Linked DNA regions of Homo sapiens: region 2 is linked to region 1. Evidence: read pairs that join two places in POLR2A ChIA-PET (ENCODE). Cell type or tissue: HepG2. All regions are shown on one strand. Links, peaks and the distances in the headings refer to the core of each region. The heading gives the core; the rest is flanking DNA.

Region 1 (16,004 bases), core at 5,188-13,187:
GATTCTCAGGTATTTGGCTTGGGTGATTGAACAAAGGTATCATTCTTCCAGGCTGGACTGGAGAAGGGGAGTAGTTCTGGGGATAAAGGTAGGGGGAAATGATGAGATTAGTCTACAGAGTGTTAATATGAAGGGATGATCAGCCTAGAAAAGGGATTTCCAACATGTGGGCCTGGTCTCAGAAGGGAGACCAGACTGGAGACACAGGAGAGTTATTTACATACAGGTAGTATAGGGCACGTGTACATTTAGTTTATGCAAATCCAAGTACACATCTTTGTTTTTGTCAAAACAAAGACAAAAAATAGGGAGAAAGAAAATCAATAGTTAAAATGATGTGATGATTTTTTCCCACCATTCCTCTCAGTGTCTGTCCCCAAATGAACATGAGAAGAGAGGCAGGTTTCAGATTCCCTGGGCTGAACATCTCCCTATGCTGGGTGTTGGTCTTGTGCTTAAAGATGCTGTGCCAAGCCAAGCTCAGTGGTTCTGTAGTCCCAGCTACACAAGAGGTTGAGGTGGGAGGACTGCTTGAGCCCAGGAGTTCAAGGCTGCAGGGCGCTATGATTGCTCCTGTGAATAGCCACTGCACTCCAGCCTGGGCAACATAATGAGACTCTGTCTCTAAAAATTATCATAATAATAATAATGATGCTGATACTGTGCCTGTTTTTCCCCTTAAAATTCCATGGTTCTAAACCTAAGTCAAGTCATGTAACCTGGTGCTTAGCTGAAGTTCAATACTTTCTTCTAACACTGGAGGAAAACTGTGCAGACTTATTAGGAGAAAGTGCTATTCTGTGTCCATGGGCTATTCGAAGGATTTCCAAGGGTAGATTATATTATACTTTGCCCCCTTGACTTTACAACCTTCCTGTCCATCCCCACTCCCAAAACCCTCTGTCTCAAAATTTGATCCCAATATAGCTAATGCCAAGTATTTCAGCAACGTCATCTCAACAACCTGGAAAAAGTGAAGAGGATAGAGAGTCTACGACGCAACTTCAGAGAACACCACATCTAAGGAGGGCCTGGAGGACCAAAGTCCTTAAAGGAATCTGTAGAGAATTATCCAGCGAGGTAGGAGGAAGGAACCTCAGAAGAAGAAGGAAGTTAAAGGAGGAGTTTTGAGAACCGTTTGGTCTATAACTTCAAATAACAGTTGGGTAAGATAAAGGCAGACAAATATTCAGACTTGGCAATAAGGAACTATTGACCTTAGCCCCAGACATTACATCAAGCTAGTGGTGTAGACACCAATTGTAGTCAGCTAAGGAATGAGTAAGAAAAAAGAGACAAGCATAAGTTTTTTCCCCAGTAACTATAACGGGAAGGAGACAAATGGGTAATTTGAGGAGGCCCACTGCATGTGGATGCTCAGGTGTGTAATGGTCAATCCTAGGGGATTTTACTCACTGTGTTGATTCTGTGAATGCTGCTGCTGGGACATGCAGTTCACAACAGGAGGGATAGCCTAATTTTAAGAGGGACACTGAGTTAAGGAAAATCTGTTTGTTCATTTGTTTAGTATTAAGTAAGATTTAACTTGATTATATACTGGTAGGAAAAAGTTAGAGTGGAGGAAGTTGTAGAGGTATGTGTGTACATGAGAGAGAGAGGAAGAGGGAGAGAATGGTTGAGAGCATGAGGTTTCTGAATAGAAGGGGTTTGATCAACACACACTGGAGTATTTAATCATGAATAGAATGAAGAACACTAATTACAGTGAAATGGGAAGAAAGCAAGGGAGAAGACAATTTGATGGTAAAGAGTGGGGATTTATCAGGAAGGGGTGTGTGTGTGTGTGTTTGTATAATAGTAATATTAGTAGTGGGAAGAGGGGGAGGAAAACTGATTTACTGTGAGTAAAGGGGAGAAAGGAATGACTTAATGGGGAAGAGAGCTTGAAGTTTGAAACAGCCACTGAAGATAATGAAGGAGGAGATTATTGAGCATGCAAAAAGATTATAGTGGTATTGAGGGTCCCCTCATATAGGAGAGACCAGGACTTTGTAGTGGAAACAACCTTTGGCAAAGCTTAAAAACAAATCCTGAACTAATAACAAGGAGTAAATGAAGGAAATCATTCATTTAAGCATTCTTTGCATTTTAAGAAAAGATGAGTAGGGTTAGTAATCTACTGAAGAGAGAAAATAATCAGAATTATTCATTAAGTATATCCATAAGCAGACAATTTAACAGTCAACCACAAAAGTGAAATAGCTAAGTAAAGGAAGCAATATTATATAGACATCATTTTTTTGTTTTAATGATGTCACTTAAATTAGGACAAAAATTTCAAAAGAAAAGCCATAAAGGTAAATGCAAATGTATATAGTTCCTAAATGATGGAGATGTTATGGAACAGGGTCCCCCTAGACTTCTTCATTACCCTACATTTAATAAGCTCTTTATTTTACACAGAAATTCACTTTTAAAACAGATTATAGAACATTATAGTTTGGAATATAACACCTTGGATTGGTATTATAGATGGTGTTAGATGCTTTGGGTCCAAGGGGGCAGGATTTTCTAAATGAGTTCAGATTTCATATTGTGCATAACCAATATGACATGCTTTGACAAATTGAGTTACAAATATGGCCACATCTCTTGCCCAAAACTTCTCTCAACTTTCTCCTGGTTCATGAATCCATTATTAATTTAGAAACATTTATTATATTCCTCTAGGTACCACAGTTCCCTTCTGATCTCTCTAACTACTCATTCTGTGCCTTCTTTGCTAGCTCCACTTCCTCTACTTGTGTCTCTTATTTTAGAAAGAAGTTTTTATTAAATATTGAGTAGATATAAAACAACATTTCTAAGATACAGATAATGAATGAAGAATGCAAAAACATCCAAGTATCCACTGCTGCCCCTAGGGTGTGTGGGGCCACAAGTAAATATTTTTTTGTGAGGTCCCTGTCTACATGAACAATTTGATTTTAAAATTGCCCTACAAAATTTATGGGCCAATGTGAGGAATGGTGATTTATGCATGAAGATTTAAAGTAATTAATAGAAAAGACATTCTTTGTTTATTGTTCAATCAGCACAGATGAAGATTCTTCCTAGAGTCCAGGCACCATCTCTTCTTACTCAGATTCAGGAACCATCTCTTCAAGTTCCTTATTGAAAGAACTGTTCCTGGTTAATTTCATATCTTTCACATCAGAAAAAAAGTTGCACTGCTCTTAATTCTCACAATGTCATGGCTCTTTAAACCTGCTTGTATTTAAACAATGTAGATCTTCTTACCTCTGAAATTCCCTGATTATAATTTATTTAATACCGATGATATCATTACTCATGACTCTGTCTCACACATTATGCTGCAGGGCTGCCAAACACTCAAAGATTGTTCTGGGCTACAGTTCACATACAGGAAAATGTGAACTGTAATTTGTTTTCCAATCATGTTAAATTTACTGATAGGAAATGTATGGCGAAAACTTAGAAAATATCTTCCAATTGAATCTCTCATTTTCTGTGATTCCTGCATTCCTACAATGTGATCTCTTTCTATCTTGACCACACCTCTGCCTTCCAAACCCCACCACCAGCAGGGAGGATAAGTCAGGGGCCAGGGCAGAGACCAAAAATCGGTCCCATTTGCACAAAAAGGTCAGATCCTTGTCCCGAAAGGCTTAAGATAGACCTGAGAGACCATGATGTTATTGATAGGAAAGGCCCATTGGCACTGAGGAGCAACAGCCTCTAAATCCCTCAAGAAGTCAGGCAAGGCCACCCATGGGGATGGTCTGACATGTGGCCTAGAGCCTGCGGACCATCCTGGGTGCCAGTGATGGGTGGGATGTGCATAGGGTACAGGATGCCCACTGCCATCCCTGCTGACCTCGGGTGCTGTTTGCTGGAAGTGACCCTGCAGTGGGAACACCCGTGAACATGGGTACTCCAAAGGCCTAACTTTGTCTTTAGTCCAGCACGAATGAGAATCACTCCAAATCAGCGTGTCTTCACCTTTCTGGTGGCTCAGCAATCCTGCAAAAGAAATATCTCACTGGCCAGTGGGAGTGATCTACTCACCAGGCCACCCTCCAGAACCCAGGAACCATCTCATAGGGGAGAGTCTCAAAGCTCCTCTGGGCATCTGGTTGACCTCGTGGTGGTGAAGAGGTGGGTTGGTGGAGAGTCGGAGAATGCCCCAAAGGAGAAATGTGCCCTGGGGAGAAATGGAGGTCCAGGACCATGAGTCCCGTTCTGAGTATTGGGTACATTGCCCAGATAGCACGCCCAGTCCACAATGGTCCTAGTCACTGGAGTACTCACCAACTTTTGAGAAAAGCGCTTCTGAGGACTGGGACCCAGGTGAGATCAGGTTTGGGCTCAGGTGCAGGACTGATCTGCACTCCCCAGCTGATCTCATGCACCGGAGAGAGACTTAGAACATTCCAAGGAAGGCACTCCAAAGCCTGGGGCCCAGGGCAGAGGCCCAGAATGTCCAGCACAAGAGAGGTATAGCAAGAACTATCTAGTTTAGGAAAATAAACATTTCTAAGTTCTCTGTAAGCCCCTTCCTGATCCCAGCCCTAGCCCTTCACACTCAGAGATAAATGGATTTATCTCTGAGACAAATAAAAGGAAATTAAAATGTTCCTTATTTTTCTTTTTTTACCACATATATTTGTGTTCTTTTTTAAAAAAACAACATTGCTGGGCATCGTGGGGCATGCCTATAATTCCAGCTATTGGGAGGTTGAGGCAGGAGAATCACCTGAACCCAGGAGTTTGAGACCAGCCTGGGCAACATAGTGAGACCTTGTCTCATTAAAAAAATAAAATAAAATAAAATAAGACTTTTTTTGTTAACTTCATATAAGTAAAATTGTATATATGCTTGCTTCTTCATTAAATCCATGGATCAATTAGGAGAGAATCAAAATCTGTATGATTAATTGTACTATAGGTATGTAAAGCGTTAACAACAGGGGAAACTGGATGAATGATATATGTGAATGCTTGGTACTATTTATTGAACTTTTCTGTAACATTAAAATTATTTCAAAGCAAACAATTTTTTTAAAATGAGGGTGGAGATTGAATAAAAAGGAAAGGCAAGTGCTGACAATCATTGAAGCTGAATGGTGGGTACATAGTTCATTTTACAATTTTCTCTACTTTTGTGCATGATTAAAATTTCTATAATTAAAAAAATTTTTAAAGAAAACAAAAAACTACCTGGTTTTGGTATTTACTTTGTGGGTCAATTTTAAACCAATTCATTTTCTTGACTATGTTTTGGAATATTATTTTCTGTTTCCTCTTGAGGAAGTTTTAGTAAATTCTATTTTTTCTATGAATTTATCCATTTTCCTAAGTTCTCCAACTTATAGCCCTGCCGTACATTATCCTCCTAATTAACCATTTAATGTGTCCATCAACTGTAATTATAACCTCTCTTTTGTTCTAATATTTACCTATAAAAGGCTTTCCAAAGAAATAATTTTTGGCCTTGTGAATCCTTTCTGTTGTATTTTTATTTTCCATATTATTAATTTCTACTATCTTTATTATTTCTACTCTCTTACTTATTTTTATTTCATTATTATTTTTCTAACTTCTTAACTTATTGTTAGTCTTTCATCTCTTCTAATAAAAGCATATAAGGCTGTAATTTCTCTCTAGATCTTACTTTATCTACATTAAATACATTTTTATTATAGGGTCTTTGTGTTCACACATTGTATTTTCTAATTTCCATCATAATTCCTTCTTTTGCCCACATGTTATTTAGAAGAGGATATCTTAATTTCTCAAATATGGACTTTCCTAGTTATCCCTTTGTTATTGATTTCTAATTTAATTGCATTAGGTTCAGAAACTGTGGTCTGTATGATTCCAATTTTAAATTGTTGAGATTTGTATTCTAACCTAGCAATGTGGTCAGTTTTCAAAAATACTCCATGTTGGTTGAAAAGAATCTATATTGTGTAGCTGTTAGGTGCAGTGTTCTATGTACTGTACTTAATTAGCACCGGCTTGTTAATTATGTTGTTCTAATCTTTCTCCTTACTGATTTGGTCAACTTTATCTAGGTATTTAACAGCTTAGAATTCTTACATCTTCTTGGAAGACCGAACCTTTTTTATTTTTTTATTTTTTTTCTTATTATTTTTATTATTTTTATTATTTTTTTGAGACAAGGTCTCGCTCTGTCACCCAGGCTGGAGTGCAGGGGCGGAATCTCTGCTCACTGAACCTTCCACCTCCTGGGTTCAAGCAATTCTCCCACCTCAGCCTCTCGAGTAGCTGGGATTACAGTGGCACACCACCATGCCTGGCTATCTTTTGCATTTTTAGTAGAGACAGGGTTTCACCACGTTGGCCAGGCTGATCTCCAACTCCTGGCCTCAGGTGATCCACCCGCCTTGGCTTCCCAAAGTGCGCGGATTACAGGCATGAGCCACCACGCCCGGCCTGAACCTTTTTTATTTATGAAACTCTTTATGAAATGTTCTCTTTATCTTTCGTGAAGGTTTTTGCCTTAAGGGTTATTTTGTCTGATACTAATATAGCAACACCAACATCCTCTTGGTTAGTGTCTGCGTGATACAATTTTTTTTCACGCTCTTATTCTTAACATTTTTGAATCCTTATGTTTTAAATGTGACTTAAGAGAATATACCTGCATTCTTTAAAACACAATATATACTACCAGTCAGTCTTTGCTTATAAATTGAGTAGTCTATTTTACTTATTGATACATTTGGATTTATTTTCACCATCTTATATTGTGCTTTTTATGTATCTTGAACCTTCAATATTTTGTTTTTTCCTCTATTCTCATCTACTTTGTATTATTCTTCTCTTTCCACTTTTTCCCTTTATAGTTAAAAAGTTATACATTCTTGGTAGTTATGCTAGAAATTTTAACTTGGAAACTTAATATCTTTACCATCCTACCACACAATAAACACTTTAATTCTGATCCTCCCCTCCCAGTTACATGCTATTGACAGCTGTGTATTTCATTTCTATCTTGTTTTTTCAGCCCCTTAAGATATTATTTTTTAAAAAGATATTTTTTTAAAAAATTATTGATCTTTGTAGCCAATATTTATTTACAATTAAGCACATATTCAGCACTCTCCTTGCTCCTCATTCTTTTATTCATCTCTGACCTTCCTTGTTCCCTTTCTTCCTGCCTAAATAGCAGCCTTTAGAATTTCCTTTAGTGAGGGTCTATTGATGGCAAACTCTGTTTTTGTTTCTTTGAAGGTGTCTGACTTTGTCATTGTTTTTGAAAGATAATATTCAAATTCTGGTTGACAGTAATTTTCTTTCAACACATTGAAAATGTTAAACTTTTTCTGGCTTCTGTAACTGTTAAGAAGTCTAATTGCCCTGTTGAAAGTACGCTAATCTGTCTTATCTTTCTCTGGCTGCTTTTCAACTTTTTTTCTTTGTTTATGGTATTCTGTAGTTCAACTACATGATGTCTAAGTGTGAATGTCCTTTTATTTATCCTTATTGGGATTGTTGGGCTTTTAAAAACTGTGGTTTGTCATTTCTAAAAAATCCTCAGCCATTACCTCTTCAGTTATTACCTTTGCCCTTCTCCTTCTCTCCTGTCTGTCTGGAACTCCAATTAGATAATTGTTATATTTTTCACAAGACTGTCTTCATGTTTTATAACCTTTCATTCATATTTTCTGTCTCTTAGGGCTACATTCTGGAAATTTTCTTGGATCTATCCATCTGAATCTATTCTCCAGTTGTGATTATTCTGCTGTTAAACCTGTCTATTGTATTTTTAATTTGAAATATTACCTGTTAAACTTCTAGTAGTTCTTTCAGGTCTTCTTCAAATCTTCTGGTCATGTTTTATGCATATTTTCATTTTTTTCTCTTATTTCTTTTAATATATTTAATAGGCTTATTTTATGTTCTGTGTTTAGTAATTTCAATAGCTAAAGCTTTGCAGTCTGATTCTGTTATTCATGTTTATGCTGGCCTTTGCTCATGCTACATTATTGCTATGGTTTGGTTTGTCCCTGCCAAAACTCATGTTGAAATTTCATTCCCAATGTGGCAGTGTTGGGAGTGGGAGCCTAGTGGGAGGTGTTTGGGTCCTCATTAAAGGATTATGGGGGTGGATTCTTCATTCATAGATTAATGCCCTCCTGCTGGGGTGAATTTTTGCTTTTGTGAGAATGAATTATTTCGGAGAGACCAGGTTGTTAATGTCTGGCTTCTTCTCTTGCCGTGGGATCTCTTTGCAGGTATCCCCTCCCCTTCTGCTGTCTGCCATAGTGGAAACAGCCTGAGGCCCTTGCCAGATATAGATGTTCAAACCTGGACTTTCCAGCCACCAGAATCGTCAGCCAAATAAACTTCTTTTCTTTCTAAATCATCCAGTTTCAGGTATTCTGTTATAGCAACACAAAACTGACTAGAGCAATTATTTCCTTTTGCATTTTGTGATTTTGACCATGAGCTTGTATTTTTTTTAGAATTTATTGATGAGAAGCCATCGAGGCCTGTGTTGAAGATGGGTACTTCTAGAATAGGTTTGCATTTGTTTCTGTCAGTTGCCTGGAAACTACAAATTAAGGTTTACTGTGAACTTAATTCTTGACTTGAATTTTTTGGACTCTAAAGAACAGTGTGAATTTGAGCTGCAAGACTGTGTGAGTGCTGGCTATGTTATGAGTTCTCAGGGGAGATGTTTTTTTCTCCCTCCATTTAAAGTCAAGTCTCAAGGCAGGCAATTTTCCTTACAATACTCTGGGGCTTGGGGAAAGGCAGTAAGTTAATTTGTAACCCATCCTTACACAAACAGTGTAATCTTTTGTGGACCCAGCTCTAAGCAGAGGTGGAAGGGACTACAGTTAGACTCACTCTGTGTACACGTTGACCACTGTATTCACTTATTCACTCATGTGAATTTGGCAGATACTCTCAAGGCAAAAACCTCTCCAGGTTTCTGCTTATACTCAGGAGTAAGGAATACTCAGAGGTCAAGTATTAGATGCAAGTGGAAACCCAAGAAACCTCTCCAAGTGGAAACTTCTCCTGTGGAAACCTCTCCTATGGAAACCTCTCCTATGGAAACCTCTCCTGTGGAAAACTCTCCTGGGTTTCCACTTGCATATAATACTTGACCTCTGAGTATTCCTTACTTCTGCCAGCATAAACATGCACTTCAAAAGATTAAAAAATACTTTGTTAATTATTTGTAGTTGTTTTCAGTGAGCTATCATTCAAGGTATGTAGTCTGTCATACTGCCAGACATGGAAGTCCCTCTGCTGCTGCCTGAGGCTTAAAAGTCAATTTCAAGGGTTTCTTCCTTGGTCCTCCCCTCTTCTCATTCTACAGGCCCTCTCCCTCTAGACAGTTTTACTCATTCCCACTACTTTGGTGCTCCTTACCAATTAGTCCCTGACCTATACCTCTGTGTGTTTTCTATAGCTGCTGAAACAACTTTATCACAAATCTGGTGGTTAAAAAATACCATGTACTATCTTATAGTTCTAAAGGCCAGAAGTCTGAAGTCAGTTCCAACAGGCTAAAGTCAATGTATCAGCAGGGCTGGTTTCTCCTGGAGGCTCTAGAAGAGAATCCCTTCTCTGCCTCTTCCAGCTTCTGGGAGATTATTGCTTTCCTTGGATTGTGATTCCTTCTCACATCATTCCTTCCTCTTGCTTCCACTGTTACATCTATTACTCCCTCTGCTGTAGTCAAATCTCCCTCTGTCTCTCTTTTATGAGGACACTCGAGACTATATTTAGGGTCTACCTGGATCTCCAGGATCATCTCCCTATCTCAAGATGCCTTACTTGGCTGGGTGTGGTAGCTCATCCCTGTAATGCCAGCACCTTGGGAGGCCTAGGTGGGAGAATTGCTTGAGCTCAGGAGTTTGAGACCAGCCTGGACAACATAATGAGACCCTGTCTCTACAAAAAATAAAAAATTAGCCAGGCGTGGTGGTGCACGCCTGTAGTCCAAGCTACTCAGGAGGCTGAGGCAGGAGGATTGCTTGAGCTCAGGAAGTTGAGGCTGCATTGAGCTGTGTTTGCACCACTGCACTCCCATCTCAAAAAAAAAAAAAATTCCCTAACTTAATCACATGTGTAAAGTTTCTTTTGCCATGTAAGGTAACATCCACAGGTCCCAGGGATTAGAATCTGGGTATGTTTGGGGGCCATTATTCAGCCTACTACAACCTCCAATCCTCAGCTGCAGACTCAAACTTTCAGTTTCTTTCTCAACTTTTCTCATTACCCAGGCGCTTTAAACTCACTTTTATCTAAAACTGAACTATATTCACCAGCTGTTAGTGACATCACCATCTTCCCAAGCATCCAAATGCAAAGTCAGTATATACTGCTTCTTTTTTCACCCTTTGTCTCCAAACAGTCACTGAGTCCTTATCTAATCTACCTCTAAAAGGTCTCAAATCCAGTCCTCTTCCTTATTCCCACTGCTACTGCTTTCCAGATCTTGTTATCTACTATAATTGTGACCTAACTGAATTTCTTACCTCTGTTTTTCTATGGCCATTAACCTGTTGCCTTGAGTTATCCTTTTTTTTTTTTTTTTTTTTTTTTTTTTTTTTTGAGACAGGGTCTCACTTTGTCACCCAGGCTGGAGTGCAGTGGTGCAATCTCAGGTCACTGCAGCCTCGACTTCCTGGGCTCAAGCCATCCTCCCACCTCAGCCCACTGAGTAGCTGGGACTACAGGCATGCACCACCACACCCAGCTAAAGTTTTTTTTTCTTATTTTTTGCAGTGACAAGGTTTTTCCATATTGCCCAGGCTGGTCTTGAACTCCTGAGCTCAAGTGATCTTGCCTGCCTTGGCCTCCCAAAGTGCTCAGATTACAGGTATGAGCCACCACACCCAGCTATCTTTCTACAACCCAAATGACTAAGTACTGTCTTCTTAAAACTTCCTCAATGGTTCTACCGCTGTCTACTCCATAAAATCCAAGATCATTCAAGGCCCTTTGCAATCTGGCCATAAAGTGAGAGACCAGTCTCATCTTTGCCATGCTCTACTGAGTACTGTGTGTTCTAGGCGACCAAACTTTATCGTATCCTGAACAATCCAGCCTCAGCGCTTTTACATCTCTTCAAGACGCAGCTGAATGCTTAAGTTTTCTGAGACGTGTTGGGAGACCCCGCCACACAGTTAGAATTAATGCTCTATTAACACTCGAGATATTGATTCAATCATTTACTGAGGGTCAGCTATGTCTAGGACTCTACGGTAAGCATTGGGCATGAAATGGTGAACAGGATGCAGACAGATCTTTTCCTCACAGGGTTCATAGTCTAGAGAGGGCTCCAGACAAGTGAACAGGCTGTTATAATATCATGCAAGTGTTCTGACAGGAAAGCGTAAGATGGTATAGGAAGAGACAGAGGGGCACCTAATCTAGATATGGACGATCATCAAGAAGTTGCAGCTAATCTGAAAACAGGTGGCAAATAAGAATTAAGGGAAAAGAGGGCTGGAGAGAGAATGTTCCAGGATGAGGGACAACGTGTGTAAAAACCTAGATATGAGAGAAAGCACAATGTACCCACAGAACTGAATGATCAGCAAGGCTGGAATGGAGACAGTGGGGTGGGGAATGTTGAGAGATGAGGATGGTGAGGTAAGCGGGGGTAGAAGTGATACAGTATTTTTTGCTGCTTAGTTCAGCTAAAACCAGGTTCTTGTAACACGACCAGGAAATATTAGGAACGCAGATAAACTGAAAGGTGAGGAGAGGGAAATTTATTAAAAGAAAGCTCTCAGTGAAAAAAGAAGGGAGTATGCTAACTGTCTCCCACCTCACTGATTGAATACCAGGCCACCACACATGAGCTGAAGCGGCCAGGCTCCTCCCCGCTGCACAAGGTGCGAAATTCCTGTGGCTCCACCCCAGTCTCTCAGTGTGCAGGTGGGTCACCAGTCTGTTGCGGGCATGCACAGACAAAACTCTGGACAGGTTCCCTTATCTGCACAAAAGCATCTGATGTAAACACTTGTGGGGTGGGTCAGAGATTGTCCGGGGACAACCTTCCCCCGCTAACTGACCAATCCCTACCCTTATCTGCCTCCTGCAACTATCAGAAGGCCATAGTCAGAAGCTGGCCATTCTAAGTACAAAGGAGGGCCACTGAAGGGTTTTGAGGGGACGTGCCAGCCCTTGAGATAGAGTGACAAAAAGAGAACCAGATGCTGGGGAGCTGGTTCTGTTTTGGAATGTTGTATAGCAATGCACTTTGTGCCCTGCTTTCTACCCTGTTGGCTCACCTCTGATGCCAGTGCAGCTGTGGGGAACATGTCCCTGCACTCTGACACCATCACTTTTGCTTTTCTCCTCACAGCTTTCTCCAGAATTGGGAAATCCCTCAACCTGGCAAAAGTATAGCTCAAATGTGCCTCAGCTACCATTTCCTGGTGGCAGTCCTCAACCAATGGGTGCCGGGAATTGGTGAACAACGCCCCAGCCCCCCAGCCTCCAGAGAAACAATTCTAAGTGACATGGATGATGATAACCAGTCTATGCCCACAGTGATTATCAGCTCAGCAATGTACCCTTTACTGGCTTTTCTCCTTCCATATGTCACTATTCCTGCTCCCTCACTCCTGCTTCCTGGAATTACCTTCCCAGAAAAACTTCATTCAGGTAAGCCATAGTCCTAGGCTCTACTTGAGGGTAGGGGAATCCAAACTAAAGTAAGTGTCTGTAGGACTTCAAAGTAAAGATCCAAGTTAGACTTTCAGGAGAAGAGATTTGGGGTAGAACTATAAACTTACGTTTTCTTCCTAATGGGAGCTGACAACACAGAAGTAGATGAAATTTTCCAGTAATAGAAGAAAGGGGTCTATGAGGAACCATGAGGAACAACAACATTTCTGGCACAGGCAGAAGAAGAGTCAAGGAGACAGAAACGACAAGAGAGGTAGAAGAACAAAGAAAGTTTGCAACATGGAAAGCCAGGGAGGAGGAAGTTTCAAGAAAGAGTAGGTGAATCTATCCCAGCAGCAGCCAGGGTGGGCCTCTGTCCTCGAGCAGCACTGGAGCCAGACTCAGTTCCCGGATCTTGCAGCCGAGGAGCCTCTCAAGCATCCACAGCCCCCACCAGTGTGGGGACGGTGGATCCTGTGGTGGACATCCCCGGGGATGTGACTGCCTGATGGTGGCAGCAACAGCAGCAACATCTGAGACCACGGAGTGGGGGTCTTTGGCAGAGACCCCAGGGCAGCTGAGGCAGCTGGGCTTCCTCCCAGCTCCATCAGCCTTTGGGTCCATGAGAATCCCTTATCCTTTACAGCCCTGCCCTGGCTCTGGGAAACTGGGGATGGCCTCTGTGACCCCCCTTTGAGAGGTGAAGCCAGCTGGACTTCTGGGTCGGGTGGGGACTTGGAGAACTTTTCTGTCTTACAAGAGGATTATAAAATGCACCAATCAGCACTCTGTAGCTAGGATTGTAAAATGCACCAGTCAGTGTTCTGTGGCTAGCTAGAGGTTTGTAAAATGGACCAATCAGTGCTCTGTAAAATGGACCAATCAGCACTCTGTAAAATGGACCAATCTGCACTCTGTAAAATGGACCAATCAGCAGGATGTGGGCGGGGACAAATAAAAGAATAAAACCTGGCCACCCCAGCCAGCAGCAGCAACCCACTTGGGTTCCCTTCCATGGTGTGGAAGCTTTGTTCTTTAGCTCTTCACAATAAATCTTGCTGGTGCTAACTCTCTGGGTCCGTGACATCTTCAAGAGCTGTAACACTCATCACAAAAGTCCGCAGCTCCATTCTTGAAGTCAGCGAGACCAAGAACCCACCAGAAGGAACCAACTCCAGACACACCCTGACGTGGGATACCCCATTTCCTGAGGCATGGAGAGGCATCACCCCAGTAAGTTGCCCATGCCCTGTGCTGGCAGCCTCCCTTTTACCCCCAACCATCCTTTGCTCTAGCTTCTGGCCCCAAATTTGTCCAAGGAGCCCCCCATTCAAATCCTTTCCCTGCTGCCACGTGGCCTTCCCTGTCCCACAGCTTGCTCTGCAAGCCTCCAATGTCTGAAGATCTTCCAGTGTCACTCATGGCCCCTTTAGTCTCAGCCCAGCCATAAACTTCAATGCAAAGGATAAGTCTAGATTGATTTCACAGTTCTTTTAACAAGTGGACTTAAAAGCTAGTGGCAATACATTCCTTCTCCTCAGAGTTGAAGGCAAGTTCTCCCTGAAGCCTGGGTGACACATGTCCTTTTCCTAAGACTGGGGAAGAGAATTGGGAGTGGCAGCCAGTTCGGCAGGAAATTTGTTAGCAGGGGAAGAAACTCAGATGGGAGTGAGGAACTTCACAGGAAAAGTCTGGAGGAGCATCCAAGGATGATCAACATTTATTTTATGTGTGGGAAGCAATGCGACTTTACTGTTATTGACCCTTTACAATATCCCCTGTAAATGTATGTTTAGGGTTTTCTTCTGAAAAAGAAAGAAATTGTTACTCAGCCAGTAAATGATACTTAAAGAGAGAAAGAGGGGGAAAAAAGGAAGGAAGGGAGAGAGAAAGTGGGAGTAGATGAAAGTGAGGGCGAGAGAAAGAAAAAGAAAGGAATTGTTATTCAGCCAGTAAAAGATACTTAAAAAGAGAGAAAGAAGGGGGGAAAAGAGGGAGGGTGGGTGAGTGTTGCGGGAAGACAGGGACCCCAAATGGAGGGACCAGTTGAAGCCATGGCAGAAGAACGTAGATTGTGAAGATTTCATGGACATTTATTAGTTCCTCAAATTAATACTTTTATAATTTCTTATGCCTGTCTTTACTGCAATCTCTAAACATAAATTGTACAGATTTCATGGACACTTATGACTTCCCCAATCAATACCCTTGTGATTTCCTATGCCTGTCTTTACTTTAATCTCCTAATCCTGTCAGCTGAGGAGGATGTATGTCACCTCAGGACCCTGTAATAATTGCATTAATGCACAAATTGTACAGCATGTATGTTTGAGCAGTATGAAATCTGGGCACCTTGAAAAAAGAACAGGATAATAGCAATTGTTCAGGGAATAAGAGAGATAACCTTAAACTCTGACCGCCGGTGAGCCGGGTGGAACAGAGCCATATTTCTCTTCTTTCAAAGGCAAATGGGAGAAATATCACTGAATTCTTTTTCTCAGCATGGAACATCCCTGGGAAAGAGAATACACGCCTGGGGGTGGGTCTCTAAACTGGCTCCCTTGGGCGTGGCCGTCTTTTATGGTGGAGGTTGTAGGGGTGAAATAGACCCCAGTCTCCCATAGCGCTCCCAGGCTTATTAGGAAGAGGAAATTCCCGCCTAATAATTTTGGTCAGACTGGTTGCTCTCAAAATCCTGTTTCCTGATAAGATGTTATCAATGACAATGGTGCCCGAAACTTCATTAGCAATTTTAATTTCGCCCTGGTCCTGTGGTCCTGTAATCTCACCCTGCCTCCACTTGCCTTGTGATATTCTATTACCTTGTAAAGTACTTGATGTCTGTGACCCACATCTATTCGCACACTCCCTCCCCTTTTGAAAATCCCTAATAAAAACTTGCTGGTTTTGTGGCTTGGAGGGCATCACGGAACCTACCGACATGTGATGTCTCCCCAAGACACCCAGCTTTAAAATTTCTCTCTTTTGTACTCTGTCCCTTTATTTATCAAACCGGCCGACGCTTAGGGAAAAGAGAAAAGAACCTATGTGACTATCGGGGCAGGTTCCCCGATAGGTGAGAAGGAGGAAGGGAGGAAAAAAAGAGAAAGAAGCTGGGAATGGTTGCTCAAGCCTGTAATCCCAGCATTTTGGGAGGTCAAGGCGGATTGCTTGAGTTCAGGAGTTCTAGACCAGCCTGGGCAACATCGTGAGACCCTGTCTCTATTAAAAATACAAAAGTTAGCCGTGCATGATGGTGCACACCTGTAGTCCCAGCTACTTGGGGGCTGAGGCTGAGGTGGGAGGATCACTTGAGCCCAGGAAGCAGAGGTTGACATCGTACCACTGCACTC
Region 2 (16,004 bases), core at 4,447-12,446, 130 kb before region 1:
CTTGTTTGATATTCAAAAAATGAATACATGTAAGATTACTCTCCTTTCCTCCCAGTATGATAGGGTAGGAAAGCTACCATGCTGGAAGGAAAGCAGGGCAACATGTTATTTTCTTCACTTTGCAGATGATGCTCAATGACTCCTCCAAAGTTAGGTTCTAACGAGTTGGTAGTAGAGATAGGACTTATATCCCACGAATCTTGACTCTCAGATTGCTGTCTTGTTTTCTGTATAGCTACTGTCCTTTGTCACTAAATAGCCTCATATTCCCTCTAGACAGCACTACTGCTTGAGTAGCTCTCTTAAAGGGAGTTCTCTTCACTCCTAGAAGAACCCATATTTCTGACTATTAGAGTCCAGTGATCTCATTAGATTCCAAGGCTTTATTCTCCTCCCTCCTGTTTTATGCAAAACTGATTTTGAAATGAGCAAACACTGCAATGCAACAATAATTTTTAAGTGCCCACCTTCCCTTTTCCCCCCTCCCCCCTTCAATCTGCTGATGGGAATCAGAAGTTCAATTTATCAAACATTGCAAGAAAGGGCAAGATAAGTTTTAAGTCATAAGCTGACAGTGAGTAATGATTAAAAAGAAAATTAAAACTCATTACCTGTAGGACTCCTACTCACTTTCTCCTTTGCCTCTGGTAATTCACTTATCTTTAGATTCAATAACTTGAGGAACAGGGGAGGGTAGAACAGTGTGAGGGATGAGGATGAAGCCAAGGGGCACTGAAAATGAGAGGGGAGGAACTCTGCATTCAAATGGGAGACATGTTGTTCCAGCCAGTCTTTGTATAGGAGTAGCTCTCCAGCTAAAAATAGAACTTTCCTTTCCTATATGGTGATCTCCCCTTAACTCAGTGAAAGCGTTCATGTAGAAGACATGAGGTTGGATAATGTTTTCCTTTTAGGTTCTTCTTCCTGGATTGATAAACAATTATAAGGGAAGGACAAATCCCTCACATTTGGGAGAAAAGTTTCCTTAAGTTTCTTTACCTGAATTTGAATGGAAGAGTTGGGGATTAACATGCTAAGTACGCTCTAGATAAACGCTCAGATGAAGCATGTCTTGCCCTTTCACCTTAGGTCTGCCAAGCCCAAAATATAGCCCAAGACTCAGCTTAGCTGTGGTTTTCCTCCAGGCCTCTAAACACTTGGCACAACACACCTTGTTGGTGATGGTTTGGGATTTAACCTTGAAGTCAAGTGGTTACTTAATTAAATGATCCAAATCTTTGTCTAGACTAATAGCCAATGCCATTTTATTTTTTTAAAAATGTTTTTTGCCAACTTTTAGACTTTATACTAAGAGTCTGTCTTAAGTCTTTTATTACCGTTGAGAAATTTGCAACTATTTTTTCCCCAATAGTAAAGAGGCATGAAATTTTCTAAGATCCTTGCTTCGGGTACTAGATGCCTACTAGGACCTTAGAACAAGAAACTGGAATATTAGGAGAGCCAATTATGGGGGTAGGGAGAGATAAAAGATAGGTGGCAAACAAAAATAATCTAAAAGAAAATATAAATGCTAAACTGACTATTACAGGAACAAAAAAGTGCTAAAATTAATCAGGTACACATACCAGTGATGTCATATTTGCAGGGGATAAGGAAAAACTAATCGACCGGATTTTAGGTTAATGTCCTCTTGGCTTTCTGGAGAGGCTATGGTATTGTCAAGCTTATGGTATTTATGTGAGTTATAAAAATAGCAGAACTATCCAAGAGATTTCTGGATTCCTGAACTGACTATAGGTGTGATATTGATGTTAAAGTTTAGTCAATTTTCCATTATTTGGGGATCAATAAACCAGTTTAAATTGTTGTGGGAGGTCAAATTTAAAAAAGACACTATTTGTTTTAGATTATGCTGATAAAATACAAAGCATAGGCTATAGAGTCCAAGTTTTTGGGGCTTGGAGTCCAGGCCGTATCTCACTAGCTGAGCTGCCTTGAGTGAGTCATTTGGCCTCTCTAAGACTCAGGGTTCTCTGTATTAAAATTACTTTAATATTTGGGAATGATAGTAAGAGTAGTTAAAAATAAAACAAAATAAATTAAAATTAACATGGCTTTAAAATAATTTAAAATAATAATTAAGGATATGAAAAAATTCTGAGTAAGAAATGGGTTATAAAAAAGACAAAGTATTTGTTTTTAGTAAATATACATGTAATAAAAATGTAGAGCACTAAATATATAAAAGGTAGGACAAAGGTCAATAGATATTTGGGTACAGGGATATTTATTTCTGTTTTAACTTTTGTGGATTTTCTGAATTTTTCTTTTGACCATGTATTAATGATGTTGAGAAATTTTTAAAATTATAACTTTTAATAATAAAGACCAGATCCTGAAAAAAAATGAGTTGAATAATAACAGCTATTTTGGAACTCAAATAAGCTAATGTATATGAATACAGTTTATAAACTCTAAAGTACTAATTACTGTTATTATTCTCTAATGCTGGCCCTAGGTTATAAATCAAAAGGGGAAATAAAACACAACCTGTAAAAAGCTTCTGCACAGCAAAGGAAACATTAACAAAGTGAAGAAACAACCCACAGAATGAGAGAAAAGATTTGCAAACTACTCATCTGACAAGGGATTAATAACCAGAATATATAAAGAACTCAGACAACTCTATAGGAAAAAGTCTAATAATCCTATCAAAAATGGACAAAATATTTGAATAGACATTTCTCAAAAGAAGATATACAAATTGCAAACAGGTATATGAAAAAATTTTCAACATCATTGATCATCAGAGAAATGAAAATCAAAACTGCAGTGAGATATCATAATCTTACACCAGTTAAAATGGCTTTTATCCAAAAGTCAGGCAATAACAAATGCTGGTGAGGATGTGGAGAAAAGGGAACGGGTACGCTGTTGGTGGGAACATAAATGAGTACAACCACTGTGGACAACATTTGGAGGTTCCTCAAAAAAACTTAAATAGAGCTACTATATGATCCAGGAATCCCACTGCTAGGTATATACCCCAAAGGAAGGAAATTAGTATATCAAAGAGTTATCTGTACTCCCAACTTTATTGCAGCAGTGTTCACAATAGCCAAGATTTGGAAGCAACCTAAGTGTCCATCAACAGATGAATAAAGAAAATGTGGTAGTTAATCACAGTGGAGTACTATTCAGCCAAAAGAAAGAATGAGATCCTGTTATTTGCAACAACATGGTTGGAACTGGAGGTCATTATGTTAAATGAAATAAGCCAGGAACAGAAACACAAACTTTGCATGTTCTCACTTATTTGTGGGAGGTAAAAATTAAAATAATTAAACTCATAGATAGTATAAGGATGGTTACCAGAGGCTGCAACGGGTAGTGGGGTAGGTGGGGGGAAGTGGGGATGGTTAATGGGTACAAAAAAATAGAAAGAATGAATAAGATCTAGTATTTGTTAACATAACAGTGTGACTATAGTAAAAAATAACTGTACATTTAAAAATAACTAGAAGAGTATAATTGGATTGTTTGTAACACAAAGGATAAATGCTTGAGGCGGTGGACACATTTACCCAACGTGATTATTATGCACTGCATTCCTGTATCAAAATATCTCATGTAACCCACACATATTTACACCTGTTGTATACCCACAAAAACTAAAAATTAAAATTAAAAAAATTTAAAACCAACATGCTTGGGGGGGAAATGGCAATGAATATTACTTTTACTGTATTTCCATTTTCTTACTTCACCTGGGTCTTTGAAATGCTGTATTCATCTACTGTTTTGGCTTTATTCGTCAAAGGTTTTTTGTTTGTTTGTTTTGAGACAGGCTTGCTCTGTCAACCTGGCTAGAGTGCAGTGGCACAATCACAGCTCAGTGTAGCCTCAACCTCCCCAGTTCAAGTGATCTTTCTCTTTCCCCTTGCCCCCCAGCTCTACCTGTCCCTCCCCGACCACTGCGAGTATCTGGGACTGCGAGAATGTGCCACCATGCCCAGCTAAGTTTTAAATTTTTTGTAGAGACAAGGTTTCACTATGCTGCCCAGGTTAGTCTTGAACTCCTGGGCTCCTGCCTTGGCCTCCCAAAGTGCTGGCATTATAGGCATGATGCATCACACCTGGCTATCCTTCAAAGGCTTCTGTATTAGAGATCTTTATCCCCTTATGCTCATGTTAAGAACTGAGAAAAACAACGATTGCTGTAGACTTGCTCATCCATAACTTAAGGAAGCAAGTTATGGCACTTGGCTATAGCCCTTGGGAATTTAAATTCCACTGACCGGCGAAGGCCCTTTAAAAAAAAAAAGGAATATGGTTTCTGCCTGCTTTTCCAGCAAAACAATGGCTTGGTCTTTTGTGGCTTGATAAATCCCTAGAAAACGAAAATAATGAAGCTTATACAATTTGACAACCCCCATGTGGGAATTTCCCAGCTACACAGTCCCGCAGGATCATGGCTGGTGTGTCAAAGACACAGGCTAACCCGTGGCTTTATTCACACCAAATAAACAGTCCCCCAGAGTGAATCAAATTAGGTGACCATCACTGGCCATTTTTTAAATGTAAATTCTGAAAGGAATATGACAATTCAGTCAGCAAAAATGTGTTTGTGAAATAAAGCACAATGTCAATTCATCTCCCTCAGCAGTTACTAGGCAAGAAACTTAAATGAGTAACTTTTAAAAGCCAAATGAAATATTTTACATCTGTATCTTCAGTGATATCTTACTAGTCATTAAGGTTTACTTTAAGACAATTATCACTTCATGAAATGGGACATGCACAATGATTAACTACGGTGTAATGCTTATAAGAAAGTATTCATAACCATGCTTTTTGAAGAGGGCAGCTCTATTTTGGCCTGCTTAATTAAGGATAGATTCATAACCATGCTTTTTGAAGAGGGCAGCTCTATTTTGGCTTGCTTAATTAAGAAACTTTTAATTCTTAATAACCACGAGGTCGGGTGCAGTGGCTCACGCCTGTAATCCCAGCACTTTGGGAGGCCAAGGCTGGCCGGCTACTTGAGCTCAAGAGTTCAAGCCCAGCCTGGGCAATATGGTGAAACCCCTTCTCTACCAAAAAATAAAAAAAAACTTGTGGGCCATGGTGGTACGCACCTGTGGTTCCAGATACTTGGGAAGCTTAAGTGGGAGGACCGCTTGAGGCCAGGAGGTGGAGGCTGCAGTAAACCAAGATTGCACCACAGCACTCCCGTCAGGACCCATCTCAAAATAATAACAACAATAATAATAACCAGACAATTTCCTTCTGCATGAATTCAAACTCAAAGACTCCCAGGACAGGAAGATACCTCTCCATGGGTTCTTCCTTCTATGTGGCCTTTTTTTGCAGCATTGAAAATTTTTTTCTTGGGAGTATTTCAAGAAACAGAAGAAAGGCCTTATTTTGTCCCTAGGCTTCCTTTTTTCCCCATGTTCTAACTTTGCCAAAAATGGAAACACACTATTTGGCTCTCCTCAAAGTTTCAAGACTATTTCAATGCCTTTTCATTATCCTTTGCATATTCAGCCATTTTCTGTGGTTGGGAGCAGGAGGTTGTCACCTTCAGTATATTCACAAAAAAGCAGTACTCTAGGACTTTCTAGAGTACCTCAAGGGCCATGACTTGCACATATAGACACTTTAAAGTCACTTAGTAAAATGCATTCTGTAGAGGCAGATGAATTACAAACAGGTTCCTCTTCCCTGGCACTAGGGTTCATGGTCAGTGAAGGACAGCTGGGCTTTAACCCTTATCTGGAGGGACACTTTTTCACAGGGCACAGACTACCCTACAGGCTACTCTGGAGACATGCTCACTTTTAATGGCTCCTTTCTAAGCATGCCTGAGGCCACAGTTATCTGAAAAGAGACTGTGGGCATCATTTCTTCAGCACCAGAAATCTCTCCAGTTTCTGCCTCCCAGATTTCCTTCAAATGTTCACTCTCTTCTGTTCTCTCTAGTTCTCTCCATCCCACTGAAATCTCACTGAAATGAACTCAAGTTCTCCCTCTCTGACCACTAATTCTCAAACTTTTTTGACCAAGGTTAACCTAGGTCAGCAGAAGGCTCTTAAGACTTGGCTGGGTATGGTGGCTCACACCTGGCATCCCAGTGCTTTGGGAGACCGAGACAGGAGAATCATTTGAGGCCAGGAATTTAACATCAGCCTGGAAAACATAGCGAGACCCTGTCTCTAAAAATAAAAATTAAAGAAAAGCTCTAAGACTCATATACTCCAGCCCTTCCTGCTTTTTTCTCAAAAAATTCTCTGATAACAATAAACTGTTGCTGCACAAACACACTTTGTGAGGATTATGTGAATATCTGCTTTAGCAATATTGGTTTAGATGATTCCTATGTGCACTACAATCCACATTTGGTTTAAAGTTTTATCATAGAAAACTTATAGGTCATAAATTGTGTCAACTTATACAGGCATCACTATCCTACTGTAGGGTTAACCAAACAACCCACTTCAAACAACATAGAGGGTGATGAAGGTAAATGAAATGTAATTTATAATTAAAAAGCAGGAATAGAAACCACCAAAAAGCACAACCAACTCGATACAGCACTGATGCTAATATAAAGCAAACTTCCCCAAAATTGAGGATATTTCAACAATCTGCTCATGCATGTTTTTAGTGGGAGCTCTTCAAATATTGCCAAGTATTGCCTAGCAGCCAGGTGAATGCTCAGGTAAGCCCCCAGTAAACTCTAGTTACGTGCTAAATTTTTATTTATGAATATGAAATACTACCATTAACAACTCAGCAGTTATTAAGTAGCTTTTACACACACACACATACACACACATGAAAATCTAGGTTATCAAGGACCATTTGCTAGTAAGATCCAAAGAAAAGACATATTTGGGGATGCTTCTAGAACATTAGGAGGATGCTTGTGGCCTACCAGTTCATACCTTGAAAATCACTGGTTAGGTGGTTGGCTTGGCTTTTTGATTCGGCTTCTTGAGATGCACAGTCACCTTTTCTGATTCTCACATTGCTGCTACAGGGGCATGCTAACCTTGTGTCCTAGCAAGCAACCCAGTTCTGCCATGACTTGGACCTCCAAATCCCCAGTCTCTCGCTGGAGTCTCTCTTTGGGGAGGGAGAGTCAGATGTTACCCACAAACTGGGGAGCCTCCCAGTTAACACCCTGGAGTATCTGTGATGACATAATGGGAGGCCTTCAGTGATACATGGTGGAGGGAAGTCAGAAGACCTGGTCACAGACCACCTCTGCCTTGCCACCTGTTTGACAGCAGGCAAATCACCTCAATTGTCAGCTCACATTTATCCTCTGAAAAATGAAAATATAGTCATGCACTGATAGCAACATTTTGGTCAGTCATGGACTGCATAATACAGTGATCCCATAAGATTATAATACTGTATTTTCACTGTATCTCTTCTATGTTTAGATACACAAATATTTGCCATTGTATTACATTTGCCTACAGTATTCAGTATACAAACATGCTGCATAGGTGTGTAGCCATGGACTATACCACATAGCCAAGGTGGGTAGTAGGTTTGTGTGAGTACCCTCTATGATGTTTATAAAATGACAAATGGCCTAATGATGTATTTCTCAGGACTTATCCACAATGATAAGCAAAGCATGACTATAACAATACCAACCTCATAGATTTCTTGTGAAGATCAAATGAGATAATGTAAGTGATAAATAAATAAATCCATTTATAAAAGTATTATGTTATTGTCGCAGAGAGGAAATGTTCACACAAGCATCTTGACTGTTCTGTTTACAAAGTATGCCTGAAATTAGGGTTGCAATCGTTTATAATAATGACAAACAATCCGAACTGTCAACCATGAAGGTCAAATTCAAAGACCGCACAGGCCCTACAAACTACTGAGAAAGAGTTGAGAATTCCTGATTCCGCAAGTACATGTCTCAGTGATCCTGAATCCCTTTCTTTTTTTCCTTCTCATGGCTTGGAGAGCAGGACTTAATTCAGATTAATTCCAAACATTAGAAATGAAGGTTGGTTTTTTCTTTTTTCTTTTCCTTCATCCCACTTGAGTTTCAGAGCTCCAAGAGGACAGTGGCTGAAGAATGCTAGGAATTCTTCCTTCCACCCAGTCAGGAATGTGTCCTGCCTAGGGAACTTAGAAGGAATGTGAGGGCTGCCAGATAAGCCCCAGCACTTGAAGCAGTCAGAGCAGGGGACTGTGGACTTAGTACTGGAAAGAGCCCTCCTCTAGAATCAGGCCCTCCTCAACACCCCCAAGAGGCTGCTCTTAGGCTGAGAGTGGAGGCCAGAGCTGGTGATGCAGGAATAACCTCTGCAGCCAGTAAGTGAAGAGACAGCTCAGCTGGATGTTTGAAACAAAGAACGGCAGTGTTTTTAGTCTTTGGGGAAAGTACATGGTCATGGTACATGGCAGAGGATTTTTTTTATTGCAGAGGATTTTTTAGATCAACACATATATGGGCTTGAACATGGGCTCTGCCATCTGCCAATTAGCTGCATGACTAGGGTTGGATACTCTGTGCTAATAACAGTACCTACTTCCTATGGTTGTGGGCAAATTGAATAAAATAATGTACATAAAATACTTCTCGCAGTGCCTCTCCATAATGTTGGGCTATAAAGCCTACTTTTACATGACTAACTTTTAAAGAGTCTTGATACCCTGCATTTATTCAAAGTGTTATAGTATACAATGTGTTTTCATATTTGTTACCTTTTTTTAATTGCATTAAGCAATGGTATAAACTTGAACACTCTTGGGATGGTTTGTAGATATGTTACTCTTTTGGAACAAATAATTAGATGTCAGCTTTGGCAGTTATCACAGGGCCTCATCTTAGCTCTTACCCACACCTTGCCCCTGTCACGGTTTTTTCAGGGAGCTGCCAGTCACAGGCAGGCTGCTTTTCTCAAGCACACTGGCATTGAACCAGTGTAGCCACTCTCACCCAGACAATAGTGGGAGCTTGGAATAAGTTGTTCTTAGAGGTCAGAGAGAGGCTCAAAGACTTCAGGGGTTCTGTCAGGTAGGGTTGCCCTTAGGCAGCCTCTGGAACAGCCAGCCTGCCTATCTGATCCCCTCAAGCCTGGGTCTCAAAGTTTCACATGCGTTGGAGAAGATCTGCCCTGCACCATGCCCCTAACAGGGTTTTCCTTGCCTGCTGCTTTGCTTCTGCCAATCTTCCCGGAAAAAGGGTTGGGGAGGCAGGACTCTATCTATCTTAACACTTTCTTGTTCAGACAAGAACTCCTGGAACAGTGTTGTTCGTCAGTGTGACCATGACGCTTGGCATTCCTGGGGTCATGGCACTGCTTCACCTCCCTGGACCCTGATGGGACCTATTGAGTCTTTCTATAGACTTGATCTTGGATTTTCAGCTTCCTCCTAGTGGGGATGAGGATGCAGTTCTGACCTACTGCCTAAAGCCACTATGAGTTTCCTGGAAACTCTTTCTTCCCCACTCTAGGTCCCTCTGTAATATCAGCCACGGACTCTGGACACGGAGCCTCATGTCTAGCTGGGAGCAAACTTAATCCTACACTGACTGCCTTAATGCTTCTAGGGTGGTTCCTATATGCCATTTACCTCCCACTCTGTAAGTCTAAGAGAAATTTCATCCTTTATTGGTAGTAAGGACACATTGTTTTTCGGGGGGAAAACACATGAAACCATTGCTTTTATTGACCTTCTTGAATTTCTAACGGCATGACAAGCTGGGACCACAGCTCTCTTGAGTTGGCAGGGAGGCTAGTGAGTGAGGGCCAGGCCCAGTCATGTGTGTAGGGGCTCAGGATGGAGTTTGGAGGAACTTTCCTGTATGAGAATCTGGACCTGGGACAAGGGTCTAAAGCAGAGTCTAAAGGATGCAGCCAGTTGTCTTATGGTGTGGTCTTTGCTAGTGAAAGGCAGAAGATATTCCAAGGTATGATTAGATTGGGGATAAGGGATGAATGCAGGTTGCCTACATGTGGCCAGGCTCCAGACAGAAGGATTGTTTATGGGAGCAGGATCCAGGCTGAATAGGTGAAGAGAGACAGAACACTAGGGCTCCCATTACTAGCTAAAGTTGTGAGCAGGGTCAGGCATTCAACAACACATTTTAAAATACAGCATCAGGCAAATGTATACCTGATGCTGAGAGTAGCTTGAGCATCAGTCTACATTTCTTCCCATACACCCTCTCCTGATTATTTGTCTGCTTTGCCTGCCACTCATGACCATGATTTGTTTGCTGCCCCTCCTAAAATATTCAAACCCTGTACCTGCCTTCAGCTTTGCCTGACAACTACCCTCCACCCCACTCTACTTTTGCTTCTCATCTCTGGATATAACGTTTACTCTAGGATGTTTCATGTGCCCTAAACCCATCATTTCCCCCTCAAATCTACTGCTCCTCCAGTCTTCCCTGTTTTACTGACTGACACTGAAGCTAGAGAGCTGAGGGTTATCATAGTCTCATCGTACCTCTCTATCCACCATGTGCATTATCACTCTGGTGATTAGCCCATCTCTATTCCACGATGCTCTTGGGCTGTGGTAGACATCACCAGTGCCTACCTATATCCAATTCTTCGTTTCTTCCTGGGCACACAAGAGACTCTACTTCCTGACCCACTTCCAGTTAGGCAGAGCCATAAGACTAGTTTGGGCCAATGAAATGTGAATGGAAATTCATTTATTATTACTGGTCTAAGGCAGTGAAAAGCTCTTTCTTGATTCTCTTTATCTGAGACTTTTCTCTTCTACTGTTGTGTTGAATGCAGAGATGTTATGTTGAGGTGGTAGAATCACCGAATCAAAGAAGCCTGGATAGCAGTCATGGAGGGTGGCTGCCTTGGAGAGATGCTTAGACCTGCAGCAGATGCTGCATGATTAAGAAATAAACTTTTGTGTTAAGCCACTCAGATGGGATCATTTACTACCATAGCATAATCCAGTTCATCCTGACTAGTACAATCACGAAATCCTGTTGATTTTACTACCTCATATTATTTGAATCAACTTCTCCTCTACAGTATCTCTGCTGCTGTAGCTCAGGACCTCAACATCTCCCACCAGGACTAGTGGAAAAGTTTTAAAACAGTCTCCTCATCTCCAGTTTGACATTCCTCGAACTCATTCTCCAGACACACTAGAATGGTCCTTGTATAATTCAAATCTAATCATGTATCTTGGGTTACCCTGCTTTGTTGGCTTCCTGACAGTGGCATGATGAATAGTGCCACATGACAGGGCTTCTCCCCAGCCAGCCTCATCTCCCATCTCTCATCTCCTTCCATTTTATAACCAGTAATACTCACATGTTTGTGATTTCCAGAATAATCCATGTTGTTTCACGCTTCCATGCCTTTGTTCATGCTGTTCCATTTATCTGAGACGTCTTTATATACCCTTCACTCTCTTCTTTGCCTGGCCAACTCCTATTCTTCCAGACTATGTTCTAAAACCACCTTTACTGAGGTTTCCTGCTGGATTTAATACCGCTCCTTCATACTCTCACGGCATCATCTGCACATGAATGAACACATTATAGTGCATCTGATTATTGGTCTGTCTCCCCTGTGAGAGTACAAACTTGACTAGGTTGATACCGGTTAGACAGTGGGTGCTCAGTTGTAGGAAATGCTGAGGTAATGAGATTCAATGATGATGTGGACATTCAGGGATCATCTTTGGACACAGATCCCCAGTATGATGGACTGTGATGTACACCTGAAAGTTCTGGCCTGACAGCTTCATCACTGAGGTGGGCCTCTAGGTCTGACAAGAGTGGGGCTGGAGGTTCTGACTTCATGACAAGCTTAACGAACGGTAGGCCCAAGGAATTATTAACTTTCTGCCCTAGTCAAGATTAGCTCAAGAACTGAAGAAATATTACATTGAATGGGAACTGTGAAGAGACATTACTTTGAGAAACAGGTAAGGCAGAAGCAGAAGAAAGACGGTAGGACCTGATATAATTTTTTTTTTTTTTTTTGAGATGGAGTCTTGCTCTGTCACCCAGGCTGGAGTGCAGTGGCACAATCTTGGCTCACTGCAACCTCTGCCTCCCAGGTTCAAGTGATTCTCCTGCCTCAGCCACCTGAGTAGCTGGGAATACAGGTGCCTGCCACCATGCCTGGCTAATTTTTATATTTTCAGTAGAGACGGGGTTTCACCATGTGGGCCAGGCTGGTCTCGAACTCCTGACCTCAAGTGATCTGCCCACCTCAGCCTCCCAAAGTGCTAGGATTATAGGCATGAGCCACCACACCTGGCCATAACCTTACAATATCATCAACACGCTTTCTAGATTAGGCTTAGGGAGCAATCACACAGTTTGGCTTTCTTGAACTACTATAATAATAAATGCAGTAGATTCTTACTATTCATAATAGTTATGTTCTATAAAGTCACTGACAACACTGATTAGCAAATAGTGAGCCAACACCCCTAGGGAATATAGAGGAGTAGATTCCTGCAAGCCTCTTGTCACATTTTTGTTAACCAATCAATACATAATTATGTTTTATGTGTGTTTCTGTTTAAAGATGCCTTGTTTACTTTAATATATATTGTTGATTAACATTGAACTCATGGCCAACAACACTGTAACTCATGCCTGAACAAAGCTTATCTAACACATATTTTCTCTGTAAGGTGATTTTTGTGCTTAGGAACACTAGATAGCACTTTAGCACTACACTTGGGGTCCATCTTAAAAAGCAAAATCGGCTGGGCTCAGTGGCTTACGCCTGTAATCCCAGCACTTCGGGAGGCCGAGGTGGGTGGATCACTTGAGGTCAGGAGTTCGAAACCAGCCTGGCCAACATGGTGAAACCCCATCTCTACTGAAAATACAAAAATTAGCCAGGCGTGGTGGCACACACTTGTAATCTCAGCTACTCGGGAGGCTGAGGCAGGAGAATCACTTGAACCTGGGAGGCAGAGGTTGTAGTGAGCCAAGACTGTGCCACTGCACTCCAGTCTGGGAAACAGAGCAAGAGTCCATTTCAAAAAAAAAGAATCAAAACTATCAAGAAAAACACAAATGTGAAAAACATGGCATTAAATAGACTGCAAAAAGGACACTTGTTTACAGTATGAGAGCTGGAACAAGAATGCACAGCATCACCTTGTTTAACCTCAGCTGGGGATGTGTATGTCAGATGACTAAAATTTTTCACTGCTCTGTGCATGTCCATGAATGACAATGAAAGCACCATGAGTGTTCATTTTGGGGTTACAAATAACTTTTTTTTTTTTTCTGAGACAGAGTCTCGCTCTGTCATCCAGGCTGGAGTGCAGTGGCGCACGATCTCCGCTCACTGCAACCTTCGCCTCCCGGGTTCACACCATTCTCCTGCCTCAGCCTCCTGAGCAGCTAGGACTACAGGTGCCCACCACCATGCCCAGCTAATATTTTTTGTGTGTTTTTAGTAGAGATGGGGTTTCACCTTCTTAGCCTGGATGGTCTCGATCTCCTGACCTCGTGATCCACCCCCTACTCGGCCTCCCACAGTGCTGGGATTACAGGCGTGAGCCACCACGCCTGGCCCACAAATAACTTTTAGTGTGTAGGCAAATCCCTAAATATGAAATCCATGAATAATAGGAATCTATTGTAGCTTCAACACCTACCACGTGGCTTTGAGCTAGGTGCTTTACAAATACATATCTTGCCAAGTTTACCAACTTTTCATTCTTCAATGAGTGAGATGACATAGAGTTAATATGGTGAGCATATCCTTAAATGCATAGGCTATCACCATTGAAAAAAATAGGACTTTCTAGTAAGATTAGTGTCACACAATATTTATTTATTTATTTATTGAGATGGAGTCTGGCTCTGTCGCCCAGGCTGGAGTGCAATGGCACAATCTCAGCTCACTGCAACCTCCGCCTCCTGGGTTCAAGCGATTCTTGTGCCTCAGCCTCCTGAATAGTTAGATTACAGGTGCCTGCAGCCATGTCCATCTAATTTTTGTATTTTTAGTAGAGACAGGGTTTTGCCATGTTGGCCAGTCTCGTCTTGATCTCCTGACCTCAGGTGATTTGCCCGCCTTGGCCTCCCAAAGTACTAGTGCTGGGATTACAGGGGTGAGCCACTGCACCCGGCCTCATACAATATTTATATTAAGCTTATGCATGCATTAGTGGGGTTGAAACTTGTAATAGGCTAGGCTTCTGCTCCTTTGGGAAAGTTCTGAGCTCTTGTAGAAAACTAAGAACACATTGCACACTCAGCAACAGAGCTATTGACTGATTATGCTTAAAGACCCTCAGATTGTGTACTAAGGTCTGAAGAGAATCTTCCTTATAGGAAAACATGCTTGGCAGTTAAGAGCACAATCACCCAGCTTCTGAATATTCCCAGGCAGCATCACTGGAGCCCAAAACAGTCAAGTAAACAAATTCAAAGAGACAAATATGTCTTTAAGGACACTGACTCGTTGAATGGGAAGCCAAATTGTCAGCAAGTTTTAGACAAATAGACTAAATGTTTTTGTCCCCTCAAAATTCATATGTTAAATCCTAATGCCCAGTGTGATGGCATTTAGAGATAAGGCCTTTGGGAGGTTATTAGGTCATGACACTGGAGCTGTCATAAATGAGATTAGCGCTCTTATAACAGAGGCTCCAGAGAGCACCCTCACCACCTTCTGCTATGTAAGAACACAACAAAGCTGTCTATGAACCAGACACTGAATCTGGTGGTGCCTTGATCTTGGGCTTCCTAGCCTCCAGAGCTGTGAAAAATACAATTTCATTGTTTATAAGCCACCCAATCAATAGTATTCTCTTATAGCAGCCTGAACGGACTAAGACACCAACCAAATACCTGCAAAATGAGGATCTTGTCCAATTATCTATGTGCACACAGTCTTCCTATCTGCAGCTTGCTTTCCATTCAGGTCAGTCTGGACTCTGTTCCAAATTATGTGGTGCGCATTCCTTCTCCTCATCTTTATTCTTGCCAGAATGCCATCCTCTTCTTCAGCCAAATTATCTTTGACTAGCAAGACTCAATTCAGTCCCACATCTTCCATTAACCTCTCCTGGATCTCCTCCGCCACCCATAACTTCCTTGGATCATCCAAAATCTGGCTCACTTGTCACTTCATCTGTAAAAGGGAAGTAATAACACATGCCTCTCAGGACTTTTGTGGGACAGCGTGTGAATGTGCATACCTCAGGGCCTGGCACAAAGTGGATGCTCAATGTTAGTGATATGGATTTAGAATTATGTTTTTCATTTTGGTTCATAGGCATTAACCTTTTATTTCCCCTTCATAGGCAAATGTTATGAAGAAAACGTACATTGTGAAAGACAAGGCAATAGCAAGAAAAAGCATGCATGGGGCAGTGATTTCCAAATTTTGAATTTTATAGGCCAGTGCAAGAATTTTGGAAACTGACATCAGGTTGCTTAATACTTCCTTTTTGCCCAAAATCTTCCTAGTAACTCTTTAGACTTATATCATTTTGTTAACAAAAATAAATAAATTGTAAAAGCAAAAAGGTAGGAAGGACACAGTATCAGAAGTTTATATTCTGAAAATGAATACATTCAGTATCAGGAAAAACTCACCTTACTCTTCCACTTATCTGTTTTTTCATTCATTAGCCAAATATTTATTAAGTGATAGGCACCAGAAATTTTTCTAGGTGGTAAACATGACAGGGAAGGTCCCTGTATTCAGGGAGCTTGCTTTCTTTCTTTCTTTCTTTCTTTCTTTCTTTCTTTCTTTCTTTCTTTCTTTCTTTCTTTCTCTCTCTCTCTCTCTCTCTCTCTCTCTCTCTCTCTCTCTCTCTCTCTCTCTCTCTTTCTTTCTTTCTTTCTTTCTTTTGTATCAGAAAACAGGTCATGGAAACCTCATAACCAACCAGTGTCAACCCAGTCACTGGCCCATGCACAGGCATCTGGAAGCTATGGCATGACTACTTAGACACTGATAAGAAGGTCCAGTCCCTGCTTCTAAGCTCTGAAGGAGGAAGCAGGAAGCTGTCACAACATGCAGAGACTGTGA

The links. Peaks named below come from ENCODE experiments on the same cell type or tissue, not always from the same donor. Only the 100,000 strongest peaks of a DNase experiment are listed, where the experiment ranks them.
Region 2: POLR2A ChIA-PET joins it to region 1 with 6 read pairs; 3 of 35 experiments call an interaction of 5 or more read pairs at or near these places.

The regions. Positions count from the first base shown.
Region 1 is chr2:62,533,283-62,549,286 of GRCh38, reverse strand. No RefSeq gene overlaps it. Among named protein-coding and RNA genes, the nearest start is that of TMEM17, 35 kb to the right of the region's middle. In HepG2, for the core only: no CTCF peak of the experiment used is centred there; DNase peaks (open chromatin) are centred at 8,826 and 11,946.
Region 2 is chr2:62,664,991-62,680,994 of GRCh38, reverse strand. It overlaps a transcript of EHBP1 not described here. Among named protein-coding and RNA genes, the nearest start is that of EHBP1, 33 kb to the left of the region's middle. RefSeq lists an enhancer at 9,148-9,649. In HepG2, for the core only: no CTCF peak of the experiment used is centred there; a DNase peak (open chromatin) is centred at 8,164.